Regions from separate parts of the Homo sapiens genome. Here region 2 is linked to region 1. A link is a contact called in ENCODE Hi-C or POLR2A ChIA-PET data. All regions are on one chromosome and are shown on one strand. The core of a region is the stretch at or near the end of the contact, and the rest is flanking DNA. Distances in the headings are between cores, read along the strand shown. Region 1 holds the start of RSRC1 (arginine and serine rich coiled-coil 1). Region 2 overlaps RSRC1 (arginine and serine rich coiled-coil 1).

Region 1 (7,279 bases), core at 4,133-6,632:
AGTGTAAAGAGACCCTAAGACTAAAATGTTTGAGAACCTCTGCTCTAAGATACCTACAGTCATTCCCATTCTCTATTTCTGTCCTTTATACTACATCTCTGAGTAAGGCACAAACAAGCAGAAAAAAAGGAAGGGACACAGATCTATCTGTCTTGGGGGTGACCAAAAAGAGAGAACAGGAGAAGGCGAGTATAAATTTTTTATTTGTTCTAATTACAAACAACATAATTTATCCATAATAGAAGGCTGGTTGATTACATTTAACACAGGTTAATGAAAGATAACAAAAGTCCTTCCTTGGAACATACCTCAAAATAACAAGAGCCATTTACAACAAACCCACAGCCAATATCATACGGAATGAGAAAAAGCTGGAAGAATTCCTCTTGAAAACCAGCACAAGACAAGGATGTCCTCTCTCACCACTCCTATTCAACATAGTATTGAAAACTCTGGCCACAGCAATCAGGCAAGAGAAAAAAAACAAAGGGTATTCGAATAGGAAGACAGGAAGTCAAATCGTCTTTGCAGATGACATAATCCTATATCTAGAAAACCTAATCATCTCAGCTCAAAAGCTTATTAAGCTGACAAGCAACTTCAGTAATGTTTCAGGATACAAAATCAATGTGCAAAAATCACTAGCATTCCTATACACTAACAACAGACAAGCAGAGAGCCAAATCATGAATGAACTCCCATTTACAACTGCTATAAAAAGAATAAAATACCTAGGAATACAGCTAACAAGGGAAGTGAAGGACCTCTTCAAGGAGAACTACAAACCACTGCTCAAGGAAATCAGAGAGGACACAAACAAGTGGAAAAACGTTCCATGCTCACAGATAGGAAGAATCAATATCGTGAAAATGGCAATACCACCCAAAGTGACCTAAAGATTCAATGCTATTCCCATCAAACTACCATTAACATTCTTCACAGAATCAGAAAAAAAAACTATTTCAAAATTCATATGGAACCAAAAAAGAGCCCATATAGCCAAGACAATCCTTAGCAAAAAGAACAAAGCTGGAGGCATCATGCTACCTGACTTCAAACTATACTACCAGGCTACAGTAGCCAAAACAGCATGGTACTAGTATAAAGACAGACACATAGACCAATGGAACAGAATAGACAACTCAGAAATAAGACCGCACATCTACAACCATCTGTTCTTTGACAAACCTGACAAAAACAAGCAATGAGGAAAGGACTCCCTATTTAATAAATGGTACTGGGAGAACTGGCTAGCCATATGTAGAAAATTGAAAGTGGACCCCTTCCTTATATCTTACACAAAAAATTAACTCAAGATAGATTAAAGACTTAAATGTAAAACCCAAAACTATAAAAACCTTAGAAGAAAATCTAGGCAATACCATACAGGACAAAGGCACGGGCAAAGATTTCATGGCAAAAACGTCAAAAGCAATTGCAACAAAAACAAAAATTACAAATGGGATCTAATTAAACTAAAGAGTTTCTGCACAGCAAAAGAAATTATCATCAGAACGAACAGACAATCTATAGAGGAAAATTTTTGCAACCTATACAACTGACAAAGGTCTAATATCCAGAGTCTATAAGGAAGTTAAACAAATTTGCAAGAAAAAAAAAGGAATCCCATTAAAAAATGGGCAAAGAACATGAACAGACACTTCTCAAAAGAAGTCATTTATGCAGCCAACAAACATATGAGAAAAAACTCAACATCACTGATCATTAGAGAAATGCAAATCAAAACTACAATGAGATATCATCTCATGCCAGTCAGAATGCAATTATTAAGAAGTCAAGAAATGGCCTGGCACAGTGGCTCACACCTGTAATCCTAGTACTTTGGGAGGCTGAGGGGGGTGGATCACGAGGTCAGGAGATGGAGACCATCCTGGCCAGCATGGTGAAACCCTGTTTCTATTAAAAATACAAAAATTAGCTGGGCGTGGTGAAGCGTGCCTGTAATCCCAGCTACTCAGGAGGCTGAGGCAGGAGAGTTGCTTGAACCAGGGAGTCAGAGGTTGCAGTAAGCCGAGATCGCACCACTGCACTCCAGCCTGGTGACAGAGTGAGACTCCCGTCTCAAAAAAAAAAAAAAAGTCAAAAAACAACAGATGCTGGCAAGGCTGTGGAGAGACAGGAACACTTTTATTAATAAACTGTTGGTGAGAATGTAAATTAGTTCAACCATTGTGGAAGATGATGTCACAGGCATTGTCCAGAACGGGTGATACTTTGAGGAATCAGCAGTGTGGTGATTCCCCAAAGACCTAGAACCAGAAATACCATTTGACCCAGCAATCCCATTACTGGGTATATATCCAAAGGAATAGAAATCATTCTGTTATAAAGACACATGCACGTTTATGTTCACTGCAGCATTATTCACAATAGCAAAGACACAAAATCAAACTAAATGCCCATCAATGATAGACTGAATAAAGAAAATGTGGTACATATACATCACAGAATATTATGGAGCCACAAAAAAAGAATGAGATCATCATTTGCACGGACATGGATGGAGCTGGAAGCCATTATACTCATCAAACTAACGCAGGAAGAGAAAACCAAACACCGCATATTCTCACTCATAAGTGGGAGCTGAATATTGAGAACACATGGACCTGGGAGGGGAACAACACACAATGGGGCCTGAGGTGGGGGCATGGGGGAAGGGAGAGCATCAGGAAAAATAGATAACGCATGCTGGGCTTAATATTTAGGTGCAGTAAACCACCATGGCACATGTTTACTTATGTAATAAACCTCCACATCCTGCACATGTACCCCAGAACTTAAAATAAATCCTTCCTTAGAGAAACCAAGAAAAGTTTGAAAAACCAGTGTGACAAAACTATAAATATTTCAAGTGACACATTTACATTTCAGAAAAATTACACTGAAATATAATTAATCCCAATAAAAGAAAGCAAAAGGTCACCATATTTCTTTGTTATAGTTAACTTCAAACATTTATTCACAAAAGGGAGTGAATACTAACAGCAAATCACAAAGTAGATCCCAAAATTGTCTTCTCTATAAATGACAGGTACTGAAGTCCTACTCACCACCACAGACATAAACTTACCCCTGGATTTCCATAATATCATCAGCATGTAATTAAATATACTTGCCAATTCAAGACATGGTAATCAATTTATATTACATAGTCCTAGTAAGGAAGAATTCTTTATACTTAACTCCACCAGTAAGGTGCAATGAATGGAAAGACACATTGATAGTTCTTTCTGATAAGGGCAATGAATGATGAATGGAGCACAGGCTTTTAGAGTCCTACAAGCTGACAATTTTCAATCTATCTGTAGGTGAAAGAGACAACATGGGACAGAGCTCCTATAGCTCTTGGTTTCCTGTTCTCACTCTAGTTCTTCCTGGTTGTAGCCTCGTGGTTGCAAAACTCACCCAACAACTCCCACTACAGAACTGAAGCCATGGCATGTAATGACTACAGGAGGAGATCAATTTACAGAAATATCTTAATGTAAAGTTCACGTGCCTGATTGAAGAGGTAAAGCCAACATGTGGTCATTCAAGAAAAGAGAACTCAAAGGACTACACAAGTAGTTCCTTTGTCCAGTTATTGATAAGGGTACAAGAAGCAGTTATCTCTTTCAGAAAACAGGCAATCAGTTTGAAGAACAAAGATTTCCAAAGGACATGATAGCTTATAATTACTTCTCCACTACTCACTCAGTATATCAAACTATAATTTTCTTGATTCTGGACACATGGCCAGAAAAAGTGAAAACAATGGTTATTTCAATGGGAAATCCACCTCAAAGAAGAAAAGTAAAACTGGGGTGAAAACTAACATATTAAGAAATCCATAAACAAGTACACAACTCTTTATCTCAAAAGAGATAAAGAATTCTGTCAAAACACTTCTCCCATCACAATTAAAAACTTGCAAGCATCTCTCTTTTTAAAAAAGCATGATCAATCATAGGAATTTATCCCCAATGGTTTGAACATGAAAGCAGGAAATACAACTATAGATCTACTATAAACAACCCGCTTTCAGAACTTTTCCAATTCATAACACCCCTCTTTGTGAGACTGGTTGAGTTGGCAAGGCCAATTAACAGAAGGTGCCAGCTGTTTTTGTCGTTTCAGATTCTGACATTTTTAGCCCTCTTATTGAAAAACATAAAGTGTTATATCACTTAGCATGAAATCTTTGCCTGCAAAGAAAGTGAATATTTATAAACTCTAAGACTAGAGAGGCTCTTAAAGGATACCTAGTTTCCCCCAAGGTTGCAACTGTCACACCTGCTCCAAATCTTAAACCTGGGAACTCTGCTTACCTCCTTCACTTAGAACTTTTATAATACATCTAAGTTCAAAGATGACAACTCGAATGCTTTCTTGTGACAACATAAGACATTTGAATTTATTTATCTACTACCTAGTTAGCTGGAACACAATTGGGTTACTGCTAATTCTGAAAGTGTAAAAAAATATTTTTTTGTTTAGGTTTCCAGTGTGCATTTAAAGATACACAACCTCTGAGAGAGAAATTACGTCAAGGTTAACCTAAAATCAAGAGCAGGCAACATGCCTTACGGTGCATTGTAACATCTTGCAAAAGTAAACAGAGCCATATGCTCTTGGTCACATGCCACCAGTACAGAAGTCAAAGGAATATATAGTGTGTTTAAGGCGAGCATATTTATATTTCAAGAGAGGAACATCTATTTCACCCTGCACCACTTCTCTCAGCAAGCCAGTGTGAGCCAGAAAGGGTAGGGCGGAATCAGAAAGAGAGCTGGATCTAAGGCAGGGACAGTGGAGTGGATGGGATAGAGGGCACCAGAATCCAGCCTCCCTCTTGCTCCACCCTACCTAGAGCTAGTGAGGAAGCGCCAGGCTTATATTGCAAGATGAGCCAGGAAACCCAAAAGCAGCTATGAAGAACCAGGAACGTGGGGCGAGGGGAGGAGTCGGCGAACTCTCCGACATGTCCTCAAGACAGAAGGCCAAGCTTGAGGCCTGCGGCCACCCACCCACCCTACAGCCACCAGCCTTGACCCAAGGAGTCCGGAGCCTCCCAGGTGCGGGACGCATGCGCACGGTGACACTGCGCACGCCCCGAGGCCGCAGCCCACCCTCCACAGACACTGAGCCGCAAACTGCGCCAGGCCCCGCGTCGCCTCTCGCCGGATCAGGGCCTCGGAGCTCCGCAGCCACGGCTGCCGCTCCCCAGGCCCTGGTCGTGGGCATCACCTGGGTCCAGACCTTTGGGCTCACACCTCCCGTTGACGTGCAAGCGCCGCAGTCCCTGAGTCGTTTCTTTAGATCAGGGCGCCGCCGGCGTCCACCGAACTTGCTTCAGTTTAAGCTCAGCGCCTTCCTGGTTCTAGCGCCAGGCAGCTTCAGCCGAGATATCGAGTGCATCGATGGACGCTGCCAGGCGCTGGGAATGCCGAGGGAGTAGATTGTAACGCGGCCGATTTTTTGTTTGGCGTTTGTTTTGCGTGCCTGTTTATTTTGATTTTATTGTTACCAAAAGCAATAAAGGTGGGACTGGAGAGTGTTATTGTCTTAGTAGTCGTCGTTATCGTCATGGGTAATCAGTAAACAAATCTGCATCGTAGGAAGTTTTGTTTATGACACCTACCCGAAACAAAATTGGTTATCTCACGCTGGGGGAGGGGGAAACTCGCCCAACGATAATAAATCATGGGAGTGTGTCTGTATAGAGTCGTGTGTGATTAAATTGTAATGATTTATTTGCAAAAATGCATTAAAAGTCGGTGTTTCTTCTGCCCTGAAGGTGAAGGCACTCACAAGTTGAGTGCAAATTAGTTTCTCAGATTAAAGTAACTGGTTAGTAGAGGAATAGGAGAGAGCTGCCTGAGGCGAGGCGGGGAGCGGTTTCTTCTGAAAGAGAACTCAAATTTATAGGTGTGTGGAGTTTTTTTATTTAAACCAATAGAAATTAAAGAGACTCAGCATTTTCTGTAATTCATACTACATTACTTATTTTTCCTTACATGGAAATTTTTTCCTCATTTACTCTTAAGCAAAGCTAAAAAGATAAATAAATTGTTGGCCTGGGTTTTGGTCGACTATGAGAATCAACTCATTCACCACTGCTAGATAACCAAGCTACAGTTTTCCGCAGACATTTGAGATGGTGAAAAATCACCTCCACAATATATTTTTCGTAAATAATGTACCTTAACTAGCCAGTTTTGAGGCACCGTTTTAAAACTTAACTACTACAACACTACGTGTATATTTTAAATAATTCAAGAGCTGGGGAAACCCTTGGGGTCCTGAATTTTATTGGAACCTGTGCATCTGTCCACAGACTGTCAGCTGAGCTTTACCATAAATGCTTTTTTTTTTTTTTAAACAAAAACTGTATTTTGAAATGCCCTGTTTCTGGAAGATATTTGCTGTTTAATGAAACAACATCATTGGAACTTTGTGAGCATTTATTAATGTATGAATTTAAAACCTTGAAATATTTTTTAAAGTAACTTCCCTTAGGCCAGTGGAAATCTGTGGTCAGACACTAAAGATTTCTCATGGCTCCATCTGTTATCAACACTACTATTCCTAAATATGCAATGAGCCAAAAAGCTGAGATCATGGGAAAATTTATTGGTTTGAATTACACAATAGTTGTGTCTGTGACTTCCCTGATTACCTTCAAAGTGGTCATCTTTCCCTCAAGCTCAGTAGATGAAATATGACTTCAAACCTAAAAGTCATGTACTTAAAAAGGCAAACAAGTAGCTGGTGGGTCTCCTGATTCCTTAACCGACTTCTAACAGTGGTTATTTTTGAGTTATTTGTGAATATGTATTTAACACCTCAGTTTGAGAGCACCTTGAGCACCGTATCCTCTTAGCTCTCCCTATTACTGGCCCTTCTGCTAAATAATCTTAAAAACAGATTTTCATAAAGGACTAAAGTTGTATGATTATTTTCCTCTGATAATATCAGAAAGTAGTTACAAAGAGTAACCCAAGACTCAATGTGAAATTGTTTCTAAATTCGTATAACTTTGAAACTTTGTCCCTTTTGTGGTGTAACAAAACAAAAGCAAGTACTGATAACAATGTATTCATACCTAAAAGCTATAGCTGCGGAAAAATTATAGACATTAGCTCTCCTAAAAGTGGCAAAAAATGAAATGTTTTAAAAAGGGAAAACAACGTTTCTAAAAAGCATGATATACATAATCCTTAAACTCACCAAACATGAACATTTTAATGTGAGTATTGTAGTATAACATAAGGTTATA
Region 2 (7,544 bases), core at 3,146-5,645, 51 kb before region 1:
AATGAACCTTAAAATGGCTACAAACAGCTCAATGACTACACAGAGTCCTGCCAATTAGAAATAATTAGGCAGTCATTTTGGTGGTAAGTCTTTTTAAGTGCATACATAACGATGCAATGATGCTTATTAACGATCTCATATGAGCTATGCTCAAACAGCCTGAAATAATTATGCAACTATCACAAAGCCTTGCTCATCTCTGTACTTCACCTTAATGCATTTAAAAATCCACTTCATTACCTCCAGTAATTAATCCTCCATTAATTGCAGGAAAAGCTCAGTTTACCAAGCTTCATTTCTAATTATCTTATAAATAGTTATGGTTCTAATTAATGTGTTCATTAAGATGAATATCTTTCTCAAAGCCATGCTCAGAGCAAAGGTTCCGCTTATTCTCTCAAAACCCTAACTAGCCATAAGGTGAGGCCATTTTGGTTGCATTTGCTTTTATTTTAGTATACTCAACCTCCTAATTGGCATTTAAAATCTAATTTGGAGAAACTTCAAGAAGGCTATATAGGGAGAAACAGGGACAAAAAGATATTTTCCAACTCTTTTCCAATCAATAATCTTAAAACCTTAATAGGAGAACTTTAGTGCATCTATCTTTTTTTATAAATATTGACTAATATGCTTAAGTACTATATCCAAGTGAATTTAAATTCTATACAAACTTAGCTTTGGCCCCTTCTCTTCAATTAGAAAACAAGACAAGATAAAATATGCTATTAAAACAAATGCATTTAAATTTATATTCAGTTACCTAGCTAAACTGCCACTATAAAACAATTTCTCAATGTAAATTGTCAGCCATCAAAGAGAAAACTTACACATATCCTGGGATCACCAATATTTCACATCATTTTATAAGCATAGCTACCTACATGCTTTTTAAAAACAGAAATATAATTCTGCGCCACAAAGTATACAGCACTTAAACAAAGAAAAAAAACACTGGCTATAATTTAAAAGCTAAAATACAATATAAAATCATTCTTTTTGTAATCATAAATATTTTTATAATTTTGTAGATGTTTAAATAAGTGTATACATAGTTTGGAAGCACAAAAAGTATTCTTAATATTTAAAAAATCAAATTTAATTTTATATGAATAACAAAAACAATTTATTTGGAAAATCAAGTAAAATCTTGTTTTAAAAAAAAAAGAACAGTTATCAGTGTAATAATCCTGGCAGTTAATAATAAAGCTATAGTTCGACATATGATAGATGTCTCCTGCTTCTCTGTAATTTGCGTTTGCTCATTAATCTTCCCTCCTTGTCTTTTTCCATGTAAGATAAGCCTATAGAAGTTTCATTTATGAATTAAAACAAATATATGTGCATTCAACAGGCAAAATTCAGAGAAGAAAGTTTCTTCACAGAGAATTTATAAGTAAAATTTTGAGGATAAATTTTTCTAGACTAGACTTTTAAAATATACTTTACAGAAAACACTGTGGCTTGTGTTCCCACATTTAAATTTCTGATTATAGAGACAGATTCAATAAAATTTGTTAGAAGTACAGATGAAGACTTATAGTAAGGGAAGATCTCATATCTTTTATAGCAACATTCATTCATTCATTCATTTATTCTTCTACGTTCTATTTACTTTTCACGGTGCTGGGAATACAGTGCTGAGTAAGACAAGCACCAGCTCTGACATAATGAAGTTGAGTCTAATCCTTTTAAAGTACAACACTCTTGCTAACATTAAAAAAAAAAAAATTGCTATAAAGGGTAGCAAAGGTAGAAACAGATTGATTTTGGCCATAATTATCAATTATTATAATATGGATGTGTATGATGTACTCCTTGACACTCAGAGTGTAAATGTCCTACTATATCCAAAAGATCCTTGAAAGAAAACATCTTCACCCATCCATCTTTGGAATGCTGAACCAAACACAACACAGGTACCAAGCTGTACTGTTATAACAAAAAAAGTACGTAATTCAGAGAGACATGAATATAAATAGATCTATGAGAACAGTAGTTTTGCTGTACCTATCTTCTAAATTTCAACCTCTTCAATGACACCTGACTTAGTAGCCCAGAGCAGTAATCTTCAAGTCTTGGCTTTGTAACACCCTAAAATGTCTACAGCAACTTCAAAATGGGAATCATTAAATTCTCACCACAAAACATTAACTCACTATCAGTCTTTAAAAATATTATTTCAGGCCACATGAGGTGGCTCACCCCAGTAATGCCAGCATTTTGGGAGGCAGAGGAGGCAGGAGGATCACTTGAAGCCAGGAGTTTGAGACCAGCCTGGCCAACATGGTGAAACCCCATCTCTACTAAAAATATAAAAATTAGCCAGCTATGCTGGCGGTGCCTGTAATCCCAGCTACTAGGGAGGCTGAGGCATGAGAATCACTCGAACCCATGAGATGAAGGTTACAGTGACCTGAGATCACGCCACTGTACTCCAGCCTAGGGGTGCAGGATGAGATTCCATCTCAAAAAAGAAACAAAAAATTATTTCAAGAGGAAAGGGAAAGGAGAGCAAGTGATAACAAAATAACACAATATCCAAAAGATTAGAAATTATTCTTCCTTTTTACCTGGAAGAGTTAACGAATATCATTTCTGTTTCTCCTGAAGAGTTCAAATTTTAGAATACTTAACTTTTCCACTCTCTTCCTTTTTACTGCCCTACTCCTCCCCACAATCCAATCTAAAGAAACAAAGTCAATGAACATCTTCAGTAATACAACAAAGCTTTCTATAATTACCTGACTAATAGCAAAACAATAACGCTGATATCAGCCCCTCAGAATATGTTCTCTTTTTGGTCAAAACAAATTTCCTCCAGGCCCTGTATCAATATTCTTATCCATATAAATGAGCTAGAAGCAATGGTTCCTTACAGGTAATAATATCTGAAAAAAGTAAGCAATGCAAAGGCTTAGATTTTAATAAACCAAGTTAATGAATTTACAGAGTTAACACCCCTCCCAATTTGATTAGGATTTAAATTGAGGTCTAAGTAAAAATGGTGATTATCCTAACTACTCCATTGAATGTTATATTAATTCTTTATCATTACAGATACTAATGACCAAAAAAAAGGAAACCATTAGATACCATTAACATGCTCTTTCCTCCCCCAGTTATTGAAAAAGATGGAAAGTATATACCAGTAGGCCCGACTAAAAAAGTATATTCTTTGAAAAGACTTCCAGAGCTCAGTACAGCGTCAGTTGATGTCATTTAGTCTCCAGGTATTTAAGATATAAAAATCTAAACAGTATCTTTCACAGACATGATTTACTTAGAGTATTTTGAGAAGCCACCCAAAACATTAAACAAAAAAGAAAGCTGTTTATCAGTTGTATTTTCTTTATAAGATCCATCAAGATTTTGGCAGTTTCTATTATTCAGATAAAGTCATTTCTCCCACTCCCACCATAGGCAGAGCTCAGTAAATGGTTATTTCATTACTCCCTACCACGTAGCTAAACACACAAATACATTACATTATATTTTTCTTTTCTTTGTTGAGATGGGGTCTCACTCCGTCACCCAAGCTGGAGTGCAGTGATACGATTTGCTTCACTTCTGTTTTCTTAAACCACTTTTGATAAGAGCTTTTAAAAATTTTGAGCCCCCCCTTGCCTTTTAATTGATGAGATCTTTGATTCATGAATTAATCATCTTTCAGGCATGTTTCTGTTTGTAGCCACACATTTTATTTTATGTATGTATGTATGTATTTTTGAGACATGGTCTCACTTTGTCACCCAGACTGGAGTGCAGTGGCGTGATCTCAGTTCACCATAACCTCTGCCTCCCAGGTTCAAGCGATTCTCCTGCCTCAGCCTCCCAAGTACCTGGGATTACAGGCTTGTGCCGTTACTGCCAGCTAATTTTTTCATTTTTAGTAGAGATGGAGTTTCACCATGTTGGCCAGGCTGGTCTCAAACTCCTGACCTCAAACGATCCACCTGCCTCAGCCTCCCAAAGTGCTGGGATTACAGGCGTGAGCCACAGCACCTGCCCCACACATTTAAAATTAGTATTCTTCCTTGCCCTTGACTTTGAGCTTAGACCCATGATTTGCTTTGGCCAATGAAATGTTGGCAGAAGTGACATTTAGCAGAGGACTTACATTTGCTTAGGAAGTTGGGCTTGTTTTCCTTTTGTCTAAGAAAAACCTGTTTTGAGTAGGGGCTGATCCAAGGAGGATGAAAGAGACAGGAACAGAGCTGATCTCAACACCCAACTTGGAGACAAACCCAAGGAGCCCAGCATAGATCAGAAGAGGCCCAGCTGACTCACAGATGTCTCTGTGAGCAATAAATACTTTTTGTGTGTGCCACTGAGTTTTGAAATGGTTTACTATGCAGCATTATTGTGTCAATAGCTGACTAATATAAAGACATTAGCACTAGAGGGTATTCAGGCTCTGGAACTAGTTAGTCTTCCTGCTCTGCCAAGGGGGAAAAAAAGAGTAAACCTAGTGAACAACAGTGAATAAGCACAAGAACAACTGTTTGAAAGCAGAAGTAGTGTGAATTCCCAGCTCTAGCCATATAAGTAAGAGCAAATTATTTGACCTCTGTAAGTCTGTTTCTTCATCTGTTAAATGAAGGTAATATACAGACTTAGAAAGTTAAGGTGATGCTGACAATCAAATAAAGTAACCTAGGATGATAACATAATTCCACAATTCCTAGCATAGAGTAGATGCTAAAAAAAACTTTAACTTCAATTTTATTTTTCTTCTTGAAGTCAAGCTATTTAAGAAAATTTCCAACACACCATCACAAAATGTTTACTACATGCAAATAAGTAATCCCACTTTTTTAAACTAAACTTCAAAGTAAACACCCATTAAAGTAGTTTTAGAGTAGTTATTTTTATATCAGAAAAGAGCCCTTCCCTTTCTCTCGGATCTTACTAATCACTTTTCTCCTTCCTGGTATAAATCTTGAATTTTCATGACAATTTATTTTTCTACAGGAAAAACAGAATTCTGCTTGTTTAATAGGCACAATTCCCCTATCTTTTCCTTCCCACATTTCTCTATATGTATTCCACCCCTTCCTCAAAAAAGGTAGCAAATAGCTAAGACATCAATATACATTTTCTCCATTTTGGAAGAAAGGGGTAGATTCATCAAATAATACTTATAAAATCATTTGAGTTATTCAGAAGATGTACTATACAAATTAAAACTTAGTAGTAGAAATTTATTTTAAAATTTTTAATAAGTGAATGGCTTGGGGCATTGAAGATTTCTTTAAAAAACAGCGCCTTCAGGAAAGGTCAGAGACACAGACACAATCATTCATCTTAAAAGACTTCAGGGGATGTTTTAATAACTACCTGTGGCAGGATCTCTCTCATATTCATTATAAAATTCCCAAGGCAGATTTTGCCTTCTCATTCATACTCACAAATAAACAAAATGGAGACCCCATCAAATGTAGTGTGAGTAGATACATTTAAACACCAGTTGTTTTTATCAGTGCATTCATTACCACAGTTTGCAATAGAGAGATAAAAGCTTCATAGGACTGAAGCGATCAAACACTCACACACACGCACACACCCACATACATGGCATTAAGCAAAGATAACTGAAGCTATGTGATATTACTTTTAAATGCTTGGGCACAAACAAAATCATGACTGAAAAATGACTAGTAGCTCGTAAGTCAAATAATGATCTCATCAGTAATTTTTTTTAATAGACTGAGGTGAGGCTCAAAATTTTTAAAGCCCTCATCAAAAAAAGTTAAAGAACTATGGAGTGATGAAATAATCATTTAGTGAGCTCTATGTAAGCTTTTCTATTCAAAACACTCTCAAATGCAGTGGCTCTATTTCTACTCCCTTCTATCTACAAAATGTTATTTTCATTTGAGTTCTACTACTCATCTCCCTGCAAAACACCCAAAATGCAACCTAATTGGGTTTTCAGGGCTTGAATGTGATACTGTCATTTGTCTTCTTTATCTATGAAATGGGGATAAATCATAACTCCCACAAAGTTATGCAAACAAAGGAGCAAACAAAAAATGCATGTGAAAGCATATTTTGTAAAGTATAAAGGGCTATACTAATAATATTCCTATAATCATCTTTTTGGTTTTCATATTCTTCTGATGACTCTTATTTCAAAAGTCCCTTTGGTGAATGGCCATCACATTCTGTTCTGGAATTCTCTAGGACACTTCCAATTTGCCTCAGTGGCTACTCCTTACTTTCATAGTTTTGCAGCACATCTCAACCACTAATCTAGAACTGGTGACTGGTTGTGAACTTTTACCCCACATGAATCCTTCCTTTGTATCACTCTAACTTAAGACAGTCAGTCTCTGAACACTAGCTTCACATCCTAGAATCTCAGGCCAGGCCAGCCAAACTACACTGTTCCTTACTGGACAAGAGAGGGTCTCTGGGCAGTTACTCCTCTATACTCAACATTCTTGGTTGGGAAATAAGAACAAAAAGTAGAAAAGACAGCATCACTTGAAAGGCTTTTGAGGCTATTTTTTGTGAGGAAAAACACTATTTCTTTTTTTTTTTTTTTTTGAGACAGAGTCTCACTCTGTTGCCAAGGCTGGAGTGCAGTGGTACGATCACGGCTTACTGCAACCTCTACCTCCCAGGTTCAAGTAATTCTCTTGCCTCAGCCTCCCGAGTAGCTGAGATTACAGGCACAGGCCACCAGGCCTGGCAATTTTTGTATTTTTAGTGGAGATGGGGTTTCACCATGTTGGCCAGGCTAGTCTCAAACTCCTGACCTCAAGTGATCCACCTGCCTCAGCCTCCCAAAGTGCTGGGATTACAGGCATGAGCCACTATGCCCAGCCAACACTCCTATTTCTAAAGAGACAAAAAACACTCTAAGGCTCTGAGAAATTCTCATCCATGTTTGTTTCTCATTTCCAGAGTTTTGCTACCCCATAGTGAAGGTGGGGGAAAAGACAATTTCATGTGGACTACTCCAAGAGAGAAAAAAATTGTGGCAGAAGAAATGCAGATAGTTCGCTGTCTTAGATAAACTTGTTAGAAATGTTTAAAATAGAATATGATTTTTAAAAATATATAATTATAATATCCCTCAGTATACACACAGTAATAGTTCCACAACCGCCAGTGCATGACCAAATCCGCACATACTCAAGTCCCACAGTCAGCCCTGACACATCTACATATACGAAGTCAGCCCTCCATATACTGTGTTTTCCATCCATGTTTGAAAAAAAACTGTTGTAAGTGAACTCACATAGCTCAAACCCATGTTGTTCAAGAGTCAACTGTGTTTGAAGGCACAGCTGTAGATTTATGCACCAAGTATTAGTTAACTGCTACATGGAAAGCAAAAGTAAGATTACATATAGCACTTTATCAAGGTTTGTACATATTTCAAAACTCATTAATTGAACATACTATTCATAAATATTCTACAAATTAATATTTCTGGAAGCTTGCTTGAGCCTGTCAGAAGATAAGCTTTTGCCTTATTTTTGTGTAAATAGTAACAGTTAAAAAAAATCAGTAAAACCAAAGCGACAGTAATC

The links. A loop is a pair of places that touch in the nucleus more often than their neighbours do. ChIA-PET counts read pairs that join two places held with the same protein, here RNA polymerase II (POLR2A). Pooled maps may share reads with other maps.
Region 2: a loop to region 1 is called in a map of PC-3, with 2.4 times the contacts of the local background. The contact joins the enhancer-like site here to the promoter of RSRC1 in region 1. A Hi-C loop is called at or near these places in 6 of 168 maps with a recorded cell type or tissue (CD14-positive monocyte, IMR-90, MCF 10A and 3 more) and 12 of 50 pooled maps. POLR2A ChIA-PET finds 5 or more read pairs at or near these places in 17 of 52 experiments (A549, A673, AG04449 and 14 more).

What each region holds. Positions count from the first base shown.
Region 1 is chr3:158,108,192-158,115,470 of GRCh38, reverse strand. It overlaps RSRC1 (arginine and serine rich coiled-coil 1), which reads right to left and starts at 5,382. Exons shown (of 10, transcript NM_001271838.2): 1 at 5,248-5,382. RefSeq lists enhancers at 4,809-4,858, 4,720-5,219, 5,069-5,418, 5,220-5,721.
Region 2 is chr3:158,157,947-158,165,490 of GRCh38, reverse strand. All of the region lies in intron 3 of RSRC1 (arginine and serine rich coiled-coil 1), which reads right to left. Among named protein-coding and RNA genes, the nearest start is that of RSRC1, 52 kb to the right of the region's middle. RefSeq lists an enhancer at 1-977. Within about 2 kb of position 4,395, at least 2 of the 41 ENCODE cell types and tissues checked have a DNase peak (open chromatin) inside an H3K27ac peak, as active enhancers do; they include PC-3 and PC-9, where a contact is called at or near this core.